Regions from separate parts of the Mus musculus genome. Here region 1 is linked to region 2. A link is a loop called in an ENCODE intact Hi-C map of the cell type or tissue named here. Cell type or tissue: left cerebral cortex. All regions are shown on one strand. Links, peaks and the distances in the headings refer to the core of each region. The heading gives the core; the rest is flanking DNA. Region 1 overlaps Scarb2 (scavenger receptor class B, member 2). Region 2 overlaps Shroom3 (shroom family member 3).

Region 1 (7,643 bases), core at 2,041-6,040, 250 kb after region 2:
CACCTCCCTGCTTGGGGCCCTGGTGACTCTCTCTGTGATGTGCGTGGTTGTATAGGTTTGGTATCTTCTGTGACTAAGCCTTTTTATATTTTTGTTTTGGACACTTGTATCCTTCCATCTTTGTAACAAACACTGTAAGGAAACAAAGTTTCTTTGGACTCACACTTTGGGAGGTTTTTGAAAGGACTGCTTAGTCCCTGTGGCTGCTGGGCGTTAATGACATAGCCCAAGAGGAAGAGGCTTGGGCCTCATGTTCTCTTCAAAGGCAGGTAAAGCCTTACGCGTGCCTTCCAGCCTAAAGTCTTTACTGTCTCCCAGTAGTGCCACTATGGAGAAGGAGCCTTAATGGGCCTCAGGGGGACATTTAACCAAAGCATAGACTGGCTCTTAGCTTGGGATTTTATACTCTAAGCCAGGTGTTTCAGTACATACCTGCAGTCCCAGCATTAGGGAGGCTGAAGCAGGAGACTTGCCATTACCAGCCTAGAGTACAGAATGAGACCCTGTCTCAAAGGGGTAAAAAAAAAAAGCTTATTCTCCAACTAGAGCTTTCAAAAGAAATTTAATATGAGCCACACAAATGACTTAAGCTTTTGCTAGTATCCACGGGATAAAAAACTCATATATTTCAGCATGTCAGCATTCAGAATTATTATTTCATGTCTTCCTTATTCATACTAAATCTTTCAAATCCCATGTAATCCCCCCCCTTTATATCATAAATTTCTTTTTAGGGGTGTGGGGGGGGGTAGGGTTTGAACCTAGGACCTCGTGCATGGTATGTAAGCATCCTACCACTGAGCTATAACTCCAGCCCCTACATGTTTATTTTATTCTAAGCAGTGTGTCCTGGATTGACGCCTAGTCATGATCCCACCCTGCTGGCAACTGGATTTCTGCAGGCTGGGCAAATGCTTTACCTTGGGACCCACCCATCCCCCCTCTGGCTACTTTTTTGGAGTGTTTGCTGTTCAGACTGACAAATCAGGGGAACATTTCAAAAGAGGCTGCCTAAAACTTTCGAGCACTAACAGTGTAATCCTCAGCCTGCTTGACACCGCTCAGCTAAAACGAACCAGAAGAGCAGCCTTAGACCAGGCCACAGAGCTAAGGGGTGAACACCACCAAATATGATTCACTATTCTCCCTGTGCCTAAGCTAACAAAAGATGAAAGATAAACGTCCTATTGCCCTGGCCCAAAGCTAGCAAAAACTAAATGGTAAATTCCCTTTTCTTCTTTGCCCAGAGCTATCAAAGGCTAAAAGCTAAAGTCAGGATGGTAAGTTCAGTTAACTGTCTTCAGTGATAAACACCTGTGTGAGTCTTGGCGCTCACGGTACGGACTACAGAATTATAGGTAACAGCAATGAAAGTTGTTTGTTTCTTTTGCTGGCGGGCCTGGTAGGTATAGTGCAATTCTCACACCAAGTCTCGTCTTATCCTGTGCAGAATACAGTTATCATGCCTGTGCCTAGGAAAGTTTCAGTGACAGACTCAAGATAATAACACAAGATGGCTGTTCTTTCTGGAGTCCCTCTCTCCACCCCCACCACCCCCAGTCATCCCCTTTGAAAGGCCCGCCACCCTTCCCTCACACGCAGGTTTCATGAGTCTCTCCCTCAGTCTGCATGTGGTTGTTCACACTTGTGATCTCTCAGCACTTGGGAAGCTGAGACAGGAGGACTGCTTTGAGTTCAAGTCAGTCAGTGAGATATATCAATGCCCTGTCTCAGAATAGATGCTGGAGAGATGGCTCGGTGGTGAAGAGCACGTCCTGCTCTTGCAGAGGACCCAAGTTGGGTTCCCAGTACCCAGAGGGTGGCTTGCAAGCATCTGTAACTAGTCCTAGTGGATCCAACATCCTCTTCGGACCCCTGCAGCCACTGCATGCACACAGTATACACACGCGTGCATGCAGGCAAAACACTCACGCACATGAAATAAAATTAAATCCGTCTTTGAAAATAACTTTCGAGGACTAAAATAAAAGCTGCCTTCACCTTTCCTCTGGTTTCTGTTTGGTTCTTTGTTTGGGCAGGGGCTCTCTAGGTGAGCACAGGCCACCTCACTCAAGGATGGAGGTGATTTTCTAGTTCTCCAAGTGTTACACCCCTGCTAGACCACAGCTCAGTTCTCACCACCATGCTTTAGTTGTCTGTGAGTCCCTCCAACACTGCCATGCTGGCATGCTGTAATGCCTCTCTTGAGAATGAGTACAAATCTGTCCCTTCCTCCTGAGACGTGTCCTGACCTGAAGTGCTCTCCCCATGGAAGTGTGCTCATTGCAGCAATCACGAAGGCGTGTTAGTAACTGTCTGTAGGGGCTGGTGATGTAGCTCAGGCAGTTGGGTGCTTGTCTTGCTTCAGATCCCAGTGCGTATAGAACCAGGATGTAGTGCATAGCTTTCTTCCTAGTACCAGGAAGCTGCAGGCAGGAGGGTCAAAGGATCAGGGTCATCCTGAAGTCCATAGAGAATTTGAGGTGCACCTTGGCCATCTGAGACCCACCTGAGAAGTGGGATAATGAGTACCCATGTCACGGGACATGCATGGTTCAGTGAGTAAATCGATTGCCATATAGGTATGAAGACCAGCGTTCAGATCCTCAGTGCCCACTCAAACACAGGGCAAGCATAGCGGCCTGTTTGTTATACTAGTGCTGGGAAGTGAGGGCAGGGATTCTCTGGAAAGAGCTGACTGACTAGTCTAGCAAGCTTTGAGTCCAAGTGAGAGACCCTGTGTCATCATGGTTTGAACATGCTTGGCTCAGGGAATGGCATTATTTAGAGGTGTGGCCTTGTTGGAGTAGGTGTGTCACTGTTGGTGTGGGCTTTAAGACCCTCATCCTAGCTGCCTAGAAGTCAGTCTTCTGCTAGCAGCCTTCAGATGAAAATGTACAACTCTCAGCTCCTCCTGCACCATGCCTGCCTAGAAACTGCCATGCTCCCATCTTGATGATAATGGATTGAACCTCTGAACCTGTAATCCAGCCCCAAATATATGTTGTCCTTGATAAGACTTGCCCTGGTCATGGTGTCTGTTCACAGCAGTAAAACCCTAACGAAGACACCCCGCCTTAATGTATAAGAGGAAGAGTAGTTGAGGAAGTTACCCAACATCAACCTCTGGGCTCTAGAAACACACACACACACACTCACACATATACTCCACACACGTACATACATACACACAAGCATAAACACATACACTTCACATATACGAACACATACACAGACCTATACTCCCCCCCTCAGACATACATTCCCAACACACAGACATAGACACATACATACACACACAGAGATATACACATAAAACACACACACATGTGAAAACACCCCCCCACACACACACAAAGTGGCTGTACATATCTGACTTCTTTTTTTATTAGATATTTTCTTTATATACATTTCAAATGCTATCTCGAAAATTCCCTATACCCTCCCTCCGCCCTGCTCCCCTACCCACTCACTCCCACTTCTTGGCCCTGGCATTCCCCAGGTACTGGGGTATACAAAGTTTGCAATTCCAAGGGCCTCTCTTCCCAGTGATGGCCGAGTAGGCCATCTTCTGCTACAAATGCAGCTAGAGATACGATCTCTGGGGGTACTGGTTAGTTCATATTGTTGTTCCACCTATAGGGTTGCAGACCCCTTCAGCTCCTTGGGTGCTTTCTCTAGCTTCTCCACTGGGGGCCCTGTGTTCCATCTTATAGATGGACTTCTTGATATACTGATATCTGACTTCTTGATATACTGGAAGGCCAGTGTGGACCCAGAGCGGTGGGGTGGGGTGCACAGGGAGGTCCTTTCATCTTGAGCATCCAGCACCTGTTAGCACGATTAGAAGAAGTGAGTGACATGGTCCCAACTGTGGTTTAGAACCGATAGGATATAAGTAGAGGAACTGATTAGTGAGTAGCTCAGCTGGAATGGCAGGACTCAGTCAGGGAAAGCCAAGAATAGATTGGAGAAGGACCAGGCTCTGTGAATGGATGGCTGTTATAGACGCCACAAATGCAGGTTGGCTGGGCGCCCTGAGATCTGGGTTTGTAGATAAACCTAACCTTACAGGGAGCCATCAAACTTCTTGGTGGAGCCTGTTTTGCCTGTGTCTGCTTTCTGACATCTTCAAGTGGGTCCGGTGCCACTTGCGACTTGATTGTGCTATTCTGGGGGCTGACGCCGAACATACCGTAGTACCCGTAGCAGTGTTTGGCAGTTCAGTGAGCTCCTACTGGTCTGTTCGTGGTGTAGACCAGGCTGGCCTCTAACACACAGAGATCTGTCTGCTTCTGTCTCCCAAGTGCTAGGATTAAAGGCGTGAACTGGTACTCCCAGCCAAGTCAGCTGACTCTTAGCCACGGTGTGCCAGGCCACCTGGGGTGCAGTGAAGGAGGACATGGTGACACTGCCACTGTTCATTGTGGAGGGAATAGATGGAGAATAGAGGAAGGAAGGCTTCTGGGAAGTCGAGGCCTGGCTCATCTGACAGTTTTCAGTGGGTTCGTTGCCCCAAGAGCTAGCAGTGTTGTATATAGAGTTTGGATGTTCCTGGGAGACAAGGCAGGTCCATGTATGAAGAACCAGTCTGACCGGTCCAGTGCGCATCTGAGTTTTTGGAAGCCCGAGGTTGAGTGGCCAGAACCAACTTGCCCCAGGAGCCTTCTGCTCAGTGAAGCCTTTGATTGAGACTTCTATAGATTTATGAGAGCCTTGGCAGACTTACTGTTTTTATTCTATTACTCACTATTTCAGGAATCAGAACTGATTTGTCTACGGCCTGTTCAGTTGATCTTCATGCTTTCGTTACGTATTTATTAAATTTACCATATCCTCCTAAGAAGCCCTGTCCCTTGTTTTGTGTTCCTCAGATTTTCCTTCACATTGCTTCTTTCCATGGATGACTGCTTTGACAGCAGTAAGAAAAATGTGCGTGCTAAACCTTACGCGGGGTTTGTTCTTTTTGAGGGCGGCTCTCTCACTTAGCCTAGATAGAACCCACTAATTAGGCAAGGCTTCCTAGTCAGTGAGCCCAGAGCGTCCCAGCCCTGGGGTTATAAATGTGCGCCACCGCGGCCTACCTGCCTGCTTATGTGGGCTCAGGAAATTGAACTAAGGTCTTCATGCTTGCAAGGCAAGCACTTTCCTGATGGAGCTGTCTCCACAGCCCTCCTAACTTTTCTTATTTTTAAAATTTATTTTGATGTGTGTGTGTGTGTCTATGTAAGTGCAGGCAGAGGCTAGAAGAGGGCATCAAATGCCCCAGTGTCAGAGACACAGATAGTTGTGAGTCACATGACATAGATGCAGGAACCAAACTAGATCTAACACTGAGCCATCTCTGTAGTCCCTCTTTTACCATATTTTAGCTTTTTTTTAAAAAAAAAAAAAAAAAAAAGAAGAAGAAGAAGAAGAAGAAAAGAAAAGAAAGAAAACCTCACTCTCATGTTCATACTGTTTTGGGGAATGTAAATTAATGGCATTATGGAAAATATATGAAAGTTTCTTTTAAAAAACTAAAAATAGAGCCACCATGTGATTCATGCATCTTACCATTGGGCATCCATCCAAAGACAATGAGACTGGCTGGTTGAAGAGGTCTGTGCACTTACACGTTTACCGCAGAACAGTTCATGGTATCTCTTCTGGTATCTAAATGGCAGTCTCCTGTGCCCCAGTGTGTCTGAAGACAGGAGACAGGACATAGCATCCCCCGTCTCCAGAACCTGGCACAGGTGGCGATGCCGCACAGTAGTGACTGAGTGTCGTGTGTGCTGGGGGCTTCAGCGGAGCTTTATACTGGATGGTTTATTTCTCACAGCATCTCTGTGAGATAGGCACATGGTGGTCGCCACTTTACAGATGGAGAAACAAAGACAGAAGCCTCGGGGAGCAGGCTCACACTGCAGTCCCCCTAGAGAGGCGGAGGCAGAGGGATGGCTGAATGTTTTGCAAAGTGAGTCTCAGGCTAGCCAAGGCAACATTGTAAGGCCTTATCTTAGAAAAGATGAAGCCAAAGAAACCACGAGTGACTTTTTAGTCCCACAGCAAAGTATTAGTGTAGATAGGACTGAGCAAAAAACCTGAGTCAGATCTCACTGTACACCCCTATCTAGTGATCTGAGGTCACTGATATCAGCCACCAAGGTGATAGGTGATTTTTTTTGGGGAGGGGTATTTTGTTTTGTTTTCCAGACAGGGTTTCTCTGTGTAACCTTGGCTGTCCTGGAACTCACTCTGTAGACCAGGCTGGCCTCGAACTCAGTAATCAGCCTGCCTCTGCCTCCCAAGTGCTGGGATTAAAGGCATGTGCCACCACCGCCTGGCGATAGGTGATTTTCCATAGAGAGCTATGGGTGAACCCAAATGACTAACTCCTTTTGAGATGAACGTAATGACTAAAGGTCGAGGTGTTGCTTGCTTGCTTTCCTTTTGGTGTTGAAGATTGAGCCCAGTGCACGCTGGGAAAGTGCTCTTACAGCACTGAGAGGTGTCCCCATCACCTAACACATTGTACGAACCAATTTATCCAGCATACCAAAAAAGCTGGAAGCACAGCTGTTGATGTGGCCAGTGAATTAAAATTGTTCTTTTTCATTCTGTGTGTCCCTCCTTCCTATGGGATTCAGTAGTTCACAGGGAATAACTCAAACATTTCCTTCTTTTGTTTACTTTAGAGACAGTCTCGCCCTGCAGCCCAGGCTGACCTGGAATTCACTGTGTTTTCCAGGCTGACCTCAAAGTTACAACAATCTTACTTCAACTTCCCAAAGCCAGAGCCTGCAGGGGAAGTCACCATGTCAGGCTTCTTTCTTTCATTTCCTTCTTACTTTGTTTTGGTTTTGATGTTGTCTTTTTAAACAGAGCTTTGGTATATGCAAGCTGTGTGGTCCAAGCTGGTCTAAAACTTCTGGATTCTTAGGTTCAAGTAATCCTCCTGCTTCAGCCCCCCTGGTGCTGAGATTACATGTAATACCACCACACCAAGATTTTCATCCAACTCTCTTTTTCCTCCCCTCTCCATCCCTTCTCTCCTCCTGCTCTCCCCTTCCTTTCTTTCTGAGATGAGTCTGACAAAATAGCCAAGGATATCTTCTGGCCTCAGCACCTCCAGAGCGGGGACTACAAGTGTGGCTCCCACTCCTGGCGCGCTCTCTCTCTCTCTCCTCTCTCTCTCTCTCTCTCTCTCTCTCTCTGTTTCTGTCTGTCTGTTTTTCTGTCTCCATCTCTCTGTTTCTGTCTCTCACTCTTTCTCTTTCTTTTTTCCTTCCTTCCTTCCTTTCTTCCTTTTTTCTTTCTTTCCTTCTTTCCTTTCCCCTTTTAAAAATGCTTAGATGTACTGTAGTGTTAAGCATTAAACTATGGGGCTGGTGAGATGGCTCAATGGTTAGGAGCACTGACTGAACTTCTGAAGGTCCTGAGTTCAAATCCCAGAAACCACATGGTGGCTCACAACCATCTGTAATGAGATCTGATGCCTTCTTCTGATGTGTCTGAAGACAGCTACAGTGTAGTAAGATATAATAATAAATAAATCTTTAGGCCAGAGCAAGTGGGGCAGACCAGAGTGAGCAACCTTCATTCTCAGCAACCATCAGTAAAGCTACAGAGTATACCCATATACATAAAATAAATAAATA
Region 2 (7,643 bases), core at 1,892-5,891:
CATGAATCTATGTTTCTTTTGTTAATATTCATCTTTTGTGATACCTAAAACAAATTCAAGGCCAGTGTGTGTGTACATGTATGTCTCTGTGTGTATGTCTCTGTGTGTATGTGTGTATTTTAAATCAGACATTTTAGATGATGTATTACATAATATCTAGAGCCAGTGAGATGGCTCCATTGGTAAAGATTCTTGCCACCGAGCCTGGCCAGGAAACTTGAATTGAATCCCCAAAATACACAGTGTAGAAGGAGAGAACGAACTCCCACAGTAGTCTTTTGACCTCCACACAAACACTGTAGCACAGACAAGCCCCCCTCCACATACACACAAAACAAAGTTGTTAGTTCAAAAGATTCAATCTGATAATATTCAAGGTTTCAAATAAAAATCTTAGGAAACGAGGAACTGAATTTCCTTAACCCTTAATATTCTGAGACACATGAAGGGAGCGTACATCTATCCAGGGTCCTAACTTCACAGTGCTTGTAAGGGGTGATGCAACTCCTGGTTCCACGACTTGAAATCTGCCTAATATCTGGGTTACCTCAGGCTGGTGGGCTGCAAAACACAAAGCTCTGCTATACAGAATGAAATGCAATATTCTTTGTGCCTTCCCTCATGTCCACTTGAGGGCGCCAGTGCTCACAGTATGTAAGTCCTATGACCAAAGGATGAAGGAACTGTATATTATTATAGTGATTATTTGCAAGAAACATTGGAAACTCACAAATGTGTATTTCCCATAGCCCACCAGTCACGTGACACCAAACAAACCACTTCGTCTGGCTTCTACAAAGTAGTGGTGATGTGTAGACACTGACAGTGATGGAGTTGATGAAGATAGAACAGACTTTAGAAATGAGGGAATATTAGGGTATCATTTGGAAAAAAAAAACAAATGCTTACTCTGTACTAAATTTTATATTTGGAAAATAGTTCTCTGTTTTTATAATACAAGTATTAAAGGAAGACATGAGGTGGATTTCTACGCTTAGCAAAGAGACGTGAGTTTATAATGGTGAGCTCTGCCTCTCTTCAGTCAGCTTGTGATGAGCAGAATCTATCAGAGCATCACAACCTCTCACACTCCTCTCTTCCTCTCTGCCCTTACCCCCACCTCTCTGTTTCAGGTCCTTGTTTGTCTGGTTTTTATGAATTCATGGATAAGACCAAGGAAAGAACTATTGTGTTAAACCTGAGAGCTGAGCCAAAACCGAAGGAGCACCCTGAGATATGAGGAAGGGGGTGTGGTCACAGTCAGTACCTGCTCATGGCTTTGGTTTTATTGTTTGTTTGTTTGTTTGTTTGTTTTTTGGTTTTATTGTTTTTGTTGTTGTTGTTTTTTGAGGTAGGAATCTCTTACATAGTCCTGTTGTGGAGTTTACAGGGTCGATCAGGCTGGCCTTGAACTCGCAGAGATCCATCTGCCTCCGCATCCCAAGTCCAGGGATTAAAGGCATGCCACTCGTGGTTTTAAACAAAGTTTTAGTAACTTGGGACAGAAGGAAACCTCCTTAACAATAAAGAACATCTACAAAAAAATCTCCCACAAATATTATGCTTTAGAATTTATAAGATCGGCTCATAAGATAATACATGAAAGGCAATTATTATGTATCAATGGCAAAAATAAATAAAAAAATAAATCAATTATTTACTCCAGTAAAGAAAATATCTGAGAGTAAGTCTAATAAAACATATACATAAGACTTTTACACTGATAACTACAAAATAATACTGGACAAAACTAAAGAAGCCCTGTACAAATACAGCAATGTCCTTGGATTGAAATACTCAGCAGTGCTAAGATGATAATTTTTTTATGAATCAACACACAGACATATCACAACCATAATAGGATCCAAGCATTCTTTTTGTTGCAAATTGATGTTTCTAAAATACATATGAAAATGCAAAGGACAAAGAAAAGCAGTTGAGCCAATTTTAAAAAAAATTTATTAGATATTTTCTTCATTTACATTTCAAATGCTATCCCAAAAGTCCCCTATACCCTCCGCCCACCCTGCTCCCCTACCCACTCACTCCCACTTCTTTGCCCTGGAGTTCCCCTGTACTGGGGCATATAAAGTTTGTAAGACCAAGGGGCCTCTCTTCCCAATGATGGCCAACTAGGCCATTTTCTGCTACATATGCAGCTAGAGACACAAGCTCCGGGGTACTGGTTAGTTCATATTGTTGTTCCACCTATAGGGTTGCAGACCCCTTCAGCTCCTTGGGTACTTTCTCTAGCTCCTCCATTGGGGGGGCCTGTGTTCCATCCTATAGATGACTGTGAGCATCCACTTCTGTGTTTGCCAGGCTCTGGCATAGCCTCACAAGAGACAGCTATATCAGGGTCCTTTCAGCAAAATCTTGCTGGAGCCAATTTTTAAAAAGAAAGCCAGAAGACTTAGACTTACAATTGTTAAACTCACTGTAGCACCTTAAACCTTATACCAAGGTTACCCTGAGGTCTGTCTGAGTATGGTACAAACTGCTTGAAACAAGTCCAGCATTGGCGGATACTTTAAACTCCAAGATGGCTTCTATTCTGCGCCATCACTGGCAACAGCAAGGAACCACTTGCAACTATTGTTTACTGAGCATTGTGTCTGGGCATCACAGGTATTGTCCTGTGCTTATGACTAGCCTTTGACATAGGGAAAGATGGGGAATGCAGAGCTCAGAGATATACCATCACTTGTCCAGGCCATAACGGCTAGTAAATGCAGAGCTATGATTCCCACACACACCCTCTTGAAGCCTGTGTTACTATGGCACGTGGCTTTGAGAAATCTGTGCCCACTGAGTCAGGCGTGAACAAACGCCTCTCAGCTCTCTGCTTTCTTCATTTGTCCAATGAGGGAGGACTAGGTGACCTCTCAGACTTCCTCAGGTTCAAAATATATGGCTTGTTTATTTGCTTGCTTGCTTGCTTGCTTGCTTGCTTGCTTGCTTGCTTTAATGAAGCTGCTCTGACTCTTTTTATCAAGGGCTTGCGCTGGTTTCTGCTTGAACGTTTCTCCCTCCAGGAAGATGCAGGTGTTCTTGGTTTCCATCACACAAATCCAGGAAGCAGGTCCGGCGAAACTGCTCTCTGTAGGACTCAGGTTTCTCTGTCTTTAGTTTCATGGCTTATGGTGGAGTTAACAAGAGTATAATTTGTGTTTGCACAAAACCAGTACACAAAAGGAGAGGTCCCGGCATTACTAAGCATTCAGGAAAGAGTCTCCCACACCGAGAGCACACAGTTCAGTTTCATTAGGTTCTCCCATGCAAATACCCCTCTCACCCACTGCTCAGCCCCAATGCCAGCTCCCTCTAACTTTCTAACTGCTTTTGGAAGAAAAATAAACCCCGATTTCTATTTTGTTAAATGTGGATGTATGTGATGAGGAAGGGGCAGGAATTAAGGAAGCACCCAACTGACTAGACTACTTCTGGATTCCATATCAGTGATTCACAGAAAGAACCCAAAGTTCTCCTATATACTGCCTGACAAAGGAAGATACTCTCCCTGTTTCTTTCTCTGTCCTTCCCTCCCACTCCATTATCCATTTGTCTGTCCATCCTATCCATCTAGTCCATCTATCCATCCACCCCTCATCTACCCATCCAGCCTATCCTTTCTATCTATCCATCCATCATGTCTCCTTATACTTCCTCTCCCCCTGTGATTCAGTCCAGACTGACGAGGCAGGTGTACCGATGAACATTACAATTAGGGTAAAGCTGCTTCCACTGTCCATGTGAACATCGCAGAAACTGCTAAATGCAAACTCTCAATTTACAACATGGCCAAAGGAGCAGCTTCCCTGGTTGCATAAAACTTGATGTCTCTATCTATTGACCAAGAAAAACACAGATCTGCATGAACAGAAATGAGAAGTTTCTCTAAATGAAATTCTTCCCTACCAAGAAATGAAGACTTCAAGTCATGCCACCATGCCACTCGGCACTGTCTAGTGGTTTCCCATCACACCTCTGAGGAAAAGCTAGAGCTCTTGAGTTGTCCCCAGGGCCTAGCATGGCCAGGCTGTGCAATGCCATTCTTGCTGGCCACTTAGGCTTCTGTCCTAACGTATAAACATGTCAGGTGTGCCAAGATGCAGGGCCCTCAGAATATCGAGTGGTATTGCTGCTCTACATGCCCTTTCCTCAAAAGTCATGGCTCCACCGCCTCTCCGTGTTTTCCTATCTTATTGCTTTCTGTTCTGCTCTTTATTACTAATTTATCCATAGCAATAACCCATCGAACCACAAAGGAAGCCTGCTTCTCAAGAAATTATCTACTTTAAGTAACTTTAAGAGACATCTCTAATCCTAAGAATTGAGAGACGGAGACGATTAGGAGTTCAAGACTGGGTCTGGTGAGATGACTCAGCGGTTAAGAGTACTGACTGCTCTTCCAAAGGTCCTGAATTCAAATCCCAGCAACCACATGGTGGCTCACAACCATCTGTAATAAGATCTGATGCCCTCTTTTGGTGTGTCTGAAGACAGCTATAGTGTACTTATGTATAATAAATAAATAAAGGAGTCCAAGACCAGCCTCAGCTATATAGAAAATTTGAAGCCTGCCTGGGCTATATGAGACCCTTTCCCAAACTAATAGTCAAAAGTGAAAAAGCAATAAACCAGAGTTTCCACGAGAACCCTGTTCGTTAGCCCAGAAGTGCTTGAGGTAAAGAACTGTTTGGCTGGCATGCTGTTAGTTCAGAAATCACTAATTATTAAAACCAGTAAATAGTCCTTTTCCCTAAGGAGCTCAAGTGGTTGGTCCAAGGCCATAGCATGAGCAGGGAACCAGTCTAGGAAGGGAAGTGGACTCTCTGACCCCCACACTGATCGATTTGTTCTAGAAACATTTACCGGGTACATTCTTTACGGAAGGCACCGTGCCAGGCACTGGGGATACATGCAGGGTCCTCGCCCTCAGAGAGGTTACATTCTGTCAGGTGTCGCAGACTTGAGCAACAAATGACTCGTTTTGTTTGCTTCACTACAACTGTGCTGAGGGACACAGGAGAACAGGGTACATTGAGACTATATGAAGGGGAGAATGTGAGGCAGTGGACTGGGCCACCAGACAGAAGAACTGGAAAGGTCGAAGCAGGTTCAAACCCCCGGGTGATCTTAGAACTGAGAACGGTCGGTGTGTAACCAGCTCCCTGGCAAGTTCTACCTGTCCTGGAACATGTAACCATGACACCCCACTGAGAGGACCATGACAACTGGTCATGTAGCTAAAAACCTGGCGTTCTCCATGCTAATGAGGTATCTAGATAGACCTGGAGTATTCATCCAATGAGCCTCCCTTCCTGGGCACTCCTTCCTGAAAAAGGTATTTAATTCCTGGTTCACACTGAGTAGGACGTAAGTGTAAAGAGCCTCTCCTAAATCTCCCAGAGAAGCCTTCTCTCTTCCAGCTTCTCCAAACTCTTGGCACTCACTCCGAACCAAACTGGACTCCTCCAGAGCTAGCCCCTTCCTGACTGGTGAGTGGGGAAAGTGCAGACTGAGACACGACTCCCTCCCCTCTCAACTCCCTGAAGTCCCCAGCAGCCTCTGGGTATACAGGAGATGGAGAACCAGTGAGTACCCAGAAGAGGCTAGGACCTCTATCATAGTCTGTGTTCTGCCTCCCCTGAGCGGTGTTCCAGCACCGTAGCAGCAGCAGCAAGGCAGATGCACAGCCCAGCAGAAGTCCTGAGATACTCTGGGGAAACCAGAAAGAAACCTTTTAGCTCAACCCAAAGGATGAATAAGGATGATCTGAATGAGGAGGGAGCTGGAAGATCCCACAGAGGGAAGAGCATGTGTCCTGTGCACTACACCAAGTTGCTTCTCCTGTATTGTCCTTGTCCCCCAGTATTCAGGAAATAAGGATAACACACAGAGAGAATAGCGAGAGTCAACAGGGCTGAGTTCTCCTGTGCAGAAAATGTTAAAGAATGTCAACTAATCCGTGCAGCATCATGAGAATAGAAGGAAGGGGAATACAAAGGTGCTAACAAGTGTGTAGGGTCTTGTACATTTGTAGGAAATCCTGTATCTTCAGTAATTTGTCTGCCCACAGCCATCATGAACATCGCCTTTGGCCTTAAAGCTTAGATACAGGAAGTGACCACAGCTTCCACGCTTGGGGCAGGTAAGAAGGTGGCCCACCCAAGTCCCTAACACTACAGAACTTTGATCTCCCTACCCCATCCACTGCCCCTCACCTATGCCCATAGCACATTCTACACCTGACATGAAGCACACATGCTCTTATGTTTGTCTGCTTGATGGAGACAGAGTATCATGTAGCCCAGGCTGGCCTCAAGTTCACTACAGAGCCACTAGAGCTGGAATCGTTGATCTGCCTGCCTCCAATGTTGCCTGAGTGCTGGGATTAGAGCTGTGCACCACAATATCAGTTTTATTTGGTGCGGAGGAATCCAGGCCTTCACGCATGCAAGCCAAGTGCTCTACCAGTCAAGCTACCTACACTCAAATCTTGTGTCCTTCTATTCTGAACTTGAAGCACCCTCTCCCAGCCCCCTAATCTTGCCACGTATTCTCTGCAGTGTGCTCCGGCCCACTCACCGCCATTTTCTTCCAAACGAGTCATCCCTTCACAAGGTAAAGTCATTTATTCTCATGACAATCCCTTGACTTCCTGTGGCATCTGTCTGTCAGAATAACAACCTCACACCACCTATTCCCAGGTTTTTACATTTTATTTTAATTCATTTTTATGTACCTGAGTGTTTTGCCTGCATGTTTGTCTGTGTGCCACATGCATGAGAAAGCCAGGGAGGGCATCAGATTCCCTGGACCTAGAGTTACAGTTGGTTGTGAGCCGCCATGTTGGTGCTAGAGATCCAACTCTGGTCCTCTGTGAGGGCAACTAGTGCTCTTCACTGCCAAGCCATCTCTGCAGCCCCTACTTCCTGGTGCCTATACTCTAGGCTGTGGCCTGCTGAAGAAAACGATGCCGCCGTCCAGGCTGGCTCCCCACACAGATATCATGGTCTCTCACCTAGGTTTACAATCAAACCATTCCCTCTCTCCACATCAGCCACCCAACCGTATCCTCAACCACCACGTCTGCCGTCCTCCCTCACATCAGGAGACTAAATTCTAAACACTAAAACTCTATATACTTCCTGCTCCTACAATACCAGGCTGGGGTTCTCAGAAGTAGAGCCAGAGCCTGTCACAGGAGGAAGGACATTCTTGGGGGAACCCTGGAAGGACACAGAAAAAGCCAGATGGTCTGGAAGTTGAGCTGTGAGAACATTGGACACTTGTTCTCAGCCTGTTCCCTCAGGGTCTCTGAGGCACAAATAGCATATAAGGTTACCCACTTTGAGGCAAGAAGCCACATTTTAGTAATTAAAATGTTGAAGGAGGTCATCCCAGGAGGAAGGCACCTTTAGACCTTAGAGTAAATATGGGGGTTGAGGGTATGGGGGTGGTACATGTGTGTGAGGAGAGCATGTGAGCCAAGGTATGCAATAGGCTAAGCTGTATCCCTTGCCCTTTTATTTTGTGACAGGGTGTTGATACGTTCCCTGGATTGGCCTTGAATTCACTCAAGAGCCCCAGTGGCCCTTGAACTTTTGATCCTCCTACGTCAGGCTACTCAGTAGCTG

Evidence for each region. A loop is a pair of places that touch in the nucleus more often than their neighbours do. Peaks named below come from ENCODE experiments on the same cell type or tissue, not always from the same donor. Only the 100,000 strongest peaks of a DNase experiment are listed, where the experiment ranks them.
Region 1: a loop joins it to region 2, with 4 times the contacts of the local background. A loop is called at or near these places in 7 of 42 quality-filtered maps.

Annotation. Positions count from the first base shown.
Region 1 is chr5:92,466,364-92,474,006 of GRCm38, reverse strand. The region is part of intron 2 of Scarb2 (scavenger receptor class B, member 2); the gene reads left to right. Among named protein-coding and RNA genes, the nearest start is that of Mir6415, 12 kb to the right of the region's middle. In left cerebral cortex, for the core only: no CTCF peak of the experiment used is centred there; a DNase peak (open chromatin) is centred at 4,050.
Region 2 is chr5:92,719,088-92,726,730 of GRCm38, reverse strand. The region is part of intron 1 of Shroom3 (shroom family member 3); the gene reads right to left. Among named protein-coding and RNA genes, the nearest start is that of Shroom3, 39 kb to the right of the region's middle. In left cerebral cortex, for the core only: no CTCF peak of the experiment used is centred there; no DNase peak of the experiment used is centred there.